Linked DNA regions of Mus musculus: region 1 is linked to region 2. The links are chromatin contacts, found by Hi-C in ENCODE. All regions are on one chromosome and are shown on one strand. Each heading gives the region's core, a stretch centred on a gene start or an enhancer-like site at or near the end of the contact. The rest is flanking DNA. Distances are from core to core; before and after follow the strand shown. Region 1 holds the start of Oxtr (oxytocin receptor). Region 2 has its middle 12 kb from the start of Gm38873.

What was found. Hi-C counts contacts between places; a loop is a spot of excess contacts on that map.
Region 1: a loop to region 2 is called in a map of mouse trophoblast stem cell, with 2.6 times the contacts of the local background. The contact joins the promoter of Oxtr here to the enhancer-like site in region 2. A Hi-C loop is called at or near these places in 24 of 37 maps with a recorded cell type or tissue (CH12.LX, Patski, T-helper 17 cell and 7 more).

Annotation. Positions count from the first base shown.
Region 1 is chr6:112,488,573-112,491,466 of GRCm38, reverse strand. It overlaps Oxtr (oxytocin receptor), which reads left to right and starts at 1,642. Exons shown (of 2, transcript NM_001081147.2): 1 at 1,642-2,588. The coding sequence starts at 1,670.
Region 2 is chr6:112,400,626-112,403,797 of GRCm38, reverse strand. No RefSeq gene overlaps it. Among named protein-coding and RNA genes, the nearest start is that of Gm38873, 12 kb to the right of the region's middle. Within about 2 kb of position 1,682, at least 1 of the 3 ENCODE cell types and tissues checked has a DNase peak (open chromatin) inside an H3K27ac peak, as active enhancers do; it is heart, where a contact is called at or near this core.

The sequences.
Region 1 (2,894 bases), core at 393-2,892, 88 kb before region 2:
AGAGCCTAAAATAAAGATTTCTCTCAAGGCTGGTGGGAGGGGCAGACATCTCCCATTTCTTCTTAAAGCGAATGTGAGCAAAGCGAGTCCAAAGACAGAACTTAAGCTGAGCTCTCTTTAAAAAGATGTAAAGGAAAAAAAAAAACCGAAAAGGCGAAGAAATGCGTCTTTATTACAATTTACTCAGGGAAAAACAAATGTCACTTTCCAAGGTTCCTATATCTCTGAGAACGTCAAGAGCTAAACCGAGAGAGGAAGGAGCTAGGTGGGTTGTTTGGGAATTTTAAGCTACTATGAAATAAATCTGAGCGACTACCGGGTTAGCTGACCCGGATCACTGGGATCGCCGCGGCCGGTTTGCTCTGCCCCCTAGCGGACATATGTGGTGCCGCAGCTCAGGGTTCCCGTTGTGGAAAAGCTTCAGACAGCGCCGCGCGCTGACTCGGTCAGCTCACAGCCTGGCTGGCGCTCTCCCCTTGCCTTCCTAAGGCATCCAGCCACCAGCAAAGCCGCAGGCTAGGTAGGAGTTTGCAAAGACGCCGAGATCTCTACCCCTGGTGGCACGGAGGGTGGCGCCAGCAGCTTTCCCAATCTGGGCGGAGAATCCATGCATCTCTGAGGCCATCCACTGTGGTGCAACTTCCCCGGTGGCAAGGCAACTTTGGGCTAACCTGCAGTCTCGCTTCAAGTGGCTGGGTCCTGCGCACTGTGGCGACAGGATGCCTAGGACCTACCTGTAGGACCCTCAGGTTCGGAGGGAAGGATCTGGCGCGTTTCACGTCTCTGGTTCCGGGAGGTGCTCAGGGTGTACCGAGAGAGACTGAAAAGTGACAGCTTGGACGAAGGTGCAAAGCCCCTGACTGTCGGGGCTCCTGGGCTGGGGATTCTGTGAAAGGCGTCCTCTGGGGTCTTTGGCATAGCAGCCTTGCGTTGCGCGGGGGTGGGGGTGGGGGTGGGGGTGGGTGGGAGGTAAGGAGGGGGCACTATGCTCGCAGGCGGGAGTCCCTCCGGAAGCAAGCGGCGTTGGGAAGTTGTGGGAGCTGGGGCTGAGTCTTGGAAGCAGGAGGTGAAGAAGGATGGGCTTTTGGGGGGACCCCAGGAAGATGTACCCGTAGTAAAGCTTTTTACTACGGGGGCTGGCTTCGGGGATCCCTTAGGGCGTGGCTGTGCTGTGTCCTGACAGGAGAGGTGTAGGTTTGGGGGTTCTCTGTGGGGAGAGGCTGCTGGGGGTGTGTGTCCTTGTTCTTGGGCAGAGTGGTTAATCGCAAGCTTCCTCTCTGCAGGCAGAGCGGCTGACTCTTTCCTGGGACCTAAGCGCAGGGGCATCTGCAGAAGCTCAAAGGAGGTACCTCAAACTAGGATTCCTACGGTCACCACCGAGAAGTCACCACCACTGCGCAGCTCCAAGGCTGGGCTGGTGCACTGAGACTCAGGTAACTTCAAATTCCCAGGGAGGGGACACACACGCCCCACTCGCGGGTCCTAAGTGAAGCGCAACGGTCTTGTCACGGTTCTCCTGGTTTGTTTCAGGGAGAGGACAGGCAGGTCAGTGCCAGAGTGCTCCCATAGACACCTGGACTGAGCGCCGGGCCCCGCCCCACGTGCCACACTTTAAAGAGCCTCAAGGCCGGGTGCTCCCTCAGGGTCGCGGTCGCGGTCGCGGTTGGTCATGGAGGGCACGCCCGCAGCCAACTGGAGTATCGAGTTGGACCTCGGGAGTGGAGTGCCACCAGGGGCGGAGGGTAACCTCACGGCCGGGCCGCCACGACGCAACGAGGCCCTGGCGCGCGTGGAGGTGGCGGTCCTGTGTCTCATACTGTTCCTGGCTCTGAGTGGCAACGCGTGCGTGCTGCTGGCGCTGCGTACGACGCGCCACAAGCACTCGCGCCTCTTCTTTTTCATGAAGCACCTGAGCATCGCCGACCTGGTGGTGGCCGTGTTCCAGGTTCTCCCGCAGCTGCTGTGGGACATCACCTTCCGCTTCTACGGGCCCGACCTGCTGTGTCGTCTGGTCAAATACTTGCAGGTGGTGGGCATGTTCGCCTCCACCTACCTGCTGTTGCTGATGTCGCTCGACCGCTGCCTGGCCATCTGCCAGCCGCTGCGCTCACTGCGCCGCCGAACCGACCGCCTGGCGGTGCTGGCGACGTGGCTCGGCTGCCTGGTGGCCAGCGTGCCGCAGGTGCACATTTTCTCGCTGCGCGAAGTGGCGGACGGCGTCTTCGATTGCTGGGCGGTCTTCATCCAGCCCTGGGGACCCAAGGCCTACGTCACGTGGATCACGCTCGCCGTCTACATTGTACCGGTCATCGTGCTGGCCGCCTGCTATGGTCTCATCAGCTTCAAGATCTGGCAGAATCTGCGACTCAAGACGGCAGCCGCGGCGGCAGCTGCCGAGGGGAGTGACGCAGCCGGTGGAGCTGGCCGTGCGGCGTTGGCACGGGTCAGTAGTGTCAAGCTTATCTCCAAGGCCAAAATCCGCACAGTGAAGATGACCTTCATCATTGTTCTGGCCTTCATCGTGTGCTGGACGCCTTTCTTCTTCGTGCAGATGTGGAGCGTCTGGGACGTCAATGCGCCCAAAGAAGGTAGTGAGGGTGGAGAGGAAGAGGGTGGCAGGGCCAGGCCCTACTTCCACTATCTCTGGACTCCCAGGGTTCTAGGGTCTTTCTGGTTCCACATCATCATCAGTCTCTGGTGGCACTCCACTCCCGAGGTCCATCAGTCTCTGGACTTTGAGGAGGTCACTTCTCTGTGTCTCCAGGACTACAGCATAGAAATACCCACGAGAGTGCAAACTCTTGCCAGAAGGCAGGCAAGAACTCCAGTGCAGGCCTGGGGCAACTTTCAGTGTGAAAATTCTTATTGAGGAGGGGGAAACTGAGGCAGGCGAC
Region 2 (3,172 bases), core at 433-2,932:
TCGCCATTCTCTCTCTTGCACTCCTGCTCTCTGGCTCCTGAAGATGTAAGCAATAGAGCTCTTGCACTCTTGCTCTCTGGCTCCTGAAGATGTAAGCAATAGAGCTCTTGCTCTCTTGCTCTCTGGCTCCTAAAGATGTAAGCAATAAAGCTCTTGCTCTCTTGCACTCTTGCTCCTAAAGATGTAAGCAATAAAGCTTTTGCCGCAGAAGATTCCGGTTTGCTGCGTTCTTCCTGGCCGGTCGTGAACGCGTTCAAGATCCTCTGACAGCATGAATCTGTTTTTATATGACTTTTTTCTCTGGGCATAACATGACCATCCCATGGACCCCTTGGGGGTAGAGATCACCTCGACTTGGTAGCTATGGCAACCAAACAAAAAGAGTAGGTCAGTGGTAGCTAGGTCTATGGCAATGAGAATGGGGCTGTCGACACTCTCTCTAGAAAGAAGGAAGAGGAGAAGGCCATCGAATCCTCACTTGGGATTCCAGCCACGACTCAGTCCTGCCTTATGCTTGCCAGCTACAAGGCATATTGGAAGGAAATGGAAGATTGACTTGAAAGGGGGACTCCACACTGCAGCTTCTATGGAGTGCATGAGAGGGTGAGGCTTGGAGTCAGCTCTGCAGGGCAGGGTGTCAGTGATGCTTTGGGGGTCTATCAGGTTGAACTTGGTCGAACTTAGTCTGTCACTGACACCCTGTCTGAAGTGAAGAGATGTTTGTCCAAGTCTTCCCAGAGAAAGCAAATGTAACTGAGCCTGACCAACTCTGTGTCTCTCTTCACTGCAGAGAACTTGTAAGATAACTTAATATGCATGGGTGCATAGCTCATAAGTAGACAGCTGAACACTTGATTCAATGCTAGGGTGTGTGTGTGTGGAGCAGCAAAGTCCTATGGATGGACACACCGAAGGGCTAAGAGCAATCATTGTTTCAGGAAATACCTAACCATCAAACTGAAGTGACACAGTATAGATAGATACCAACATCTCTGTCCTGCAAGGTCCCCTGTGCTGAGGTATTCCATGTTCATGGACCCTGTGTATCATGAGAGGCTGGACAGAAAGAGCCACTCTAGTTTGGGCAAGGGCAGCTGGAGGAAAGATTTCTGGAGGCAGATGCGTGCGTAGGGGGTGTGGGCAGTTAGATGGGTGGAGAGGAGGTGGGAATGAAGGTTGGGGGGGCCAATGGAGCAGAGGAAGAACAGATAGAGAAGCCCCAGCGACATCAGATCTGAGGAGTGTGTAAGAGAGGAGTGATGAGCCCCTGTGGTAGGAACAGGGCAGCCGGGAGCCAGTGAAATATGTCAGAACAATTTTCTGGTGTTATCGTTACTATGACGACCATAGCCTTTGTGTGTTCTGTTTACTTGCGGGAAATATGACATTTGAGTGTCCTGTTGTGGCCATTGTCAGCTGGGATTGTGGGGGACACCAGGACTGGCCAGCCTCAGAGCTCTGCTTCCTGTCTTTCTGGCCTGGGAGAATGAGATAGTGGGTTATTAATACCGCTCTCTGGAGGCCTGAGGTTGGGGCTTGGTGGAGGCTTGTTTATGCAGCTTGAAATAGCCCACCACTTGCCTGTCCAGTGGGCGTGCTGCCAGTCCAGTGGGTGTGTGTCTAGGCGAACAAAGCAAAGCTATTTTTTACCTTGGAGAGCCCTAGAATGCGTCAGAGAGTCCCAGAGCCTGCCCTACCCAGCCCACACCCAGGCTAGTGGCTAGTCCCAGTGGATATGGGTCTCCTGGAGGTGTCAGTGGGTGGAGAGATCACATGTCCTCTTCCTTCTCTCCCAGCTGGAGACTTGGAGAGCGTCTAAACTTCTCCAGCCAGATGGAGGAAGGATTTAGTTTTATTCTCCAATATGTAATAGCGGTGGCTCCTGCTCAAGGCATCAGACTCTGTGTTGACTAACTATGTCCTGCTCACTGCTGTTTGCACTGAAATTTCTCTATGAGGAATGGAGATGCCACTTTCCACCGTGAAGCTGGAGCTCAGAGAGGTTAATGACTTACCCAAGGTTATTCAGCTAGGAAGAGGTTTGTCCCCTTACTGTAGAGTCCATGCCTTTCTCGCCACTTTCAATGCTTGCCCTGAAGGAGAATGGAAGCAAGGGGTGGTCAGGAAGCCTCATAGCAATGGCCTGGGCTTTGGCCTCTTGGGGCTCCAGTATAAGTCACTAGGAGGGTGTCTGGGTTACTGGCCACCACCTCTTGGCAGCTGGGAAGAGGTATGTAGAGCCCCCATGTATGTGGGTGTGTACCCACACTGGTAGTACCAGTGTCCTCTAGGGTGAGGGGGTCACTGGACCAATTCGTTATGAAAAAGTGGTGCCACGAACCTGCTGAGCAGAAGCATGGAGGCTACCCTCCCCTGGTGGGATGTACCAGGAAGACCACAGACTTCGCTGTCAGCCTTTGTTTTCTTCTCCTCCCTGTTCATCTAAGTCCTGCTATGCTGCAGTGATTGCTCTATCCATAGCTCCTCCAGGCTGTCTCCCCAACCTCTTACCACCTAGAACACAGGGACATCCTTCCTTATCTGGCTGGGGTCACAACCTCTATCTGTACAAGTGACATTTCAGGACTAGAGATGTTTTGAGTCTCTGTGAAGTCCCTTTCTGACTGGGCTGAGATCTTCTTGAGGGTTGGTCCTAGTGTGTGCTTCTCTATGCCACTGTGTGCCAGTCTCCTTCTTTCAAGTCTTCAGTGACTTCTTAATGCTCATAGGATCGATTATCTACCCATTCATTTGTCCATCCATCTGTCTGTCTGTCCTTTCATATATCCATTCACCCACCCACTTACCTGTCCATTCGTCTTCCTAGGTAGATCTGTTCTACCTTCCATCCACTCTTCAGTTTGCCCACCTACCTATATATACCTCTGTCTGTCCAGATATCTTTCTTCCCATAAGACCATTCATCCATCCTTCCACCCATCCACCTATTCAACAACACTGAGAATAATATAAGGGGTACAGAGGACCATTAGACACTTCCTTGGAGTTTAGAGCCCAAGAGTGGAAGAGATATTTTTAAAAAGATGCCATTATGATTTGAAGATAGTAAGTCCCATGTGGTTGAAGGGGTCGAGAAGTTGGGAAGGCCAAGTGGACACATACTCTACTCACAGTTTCCCCGTTGTTCTACTGGGAGACCTGGGTACAATCA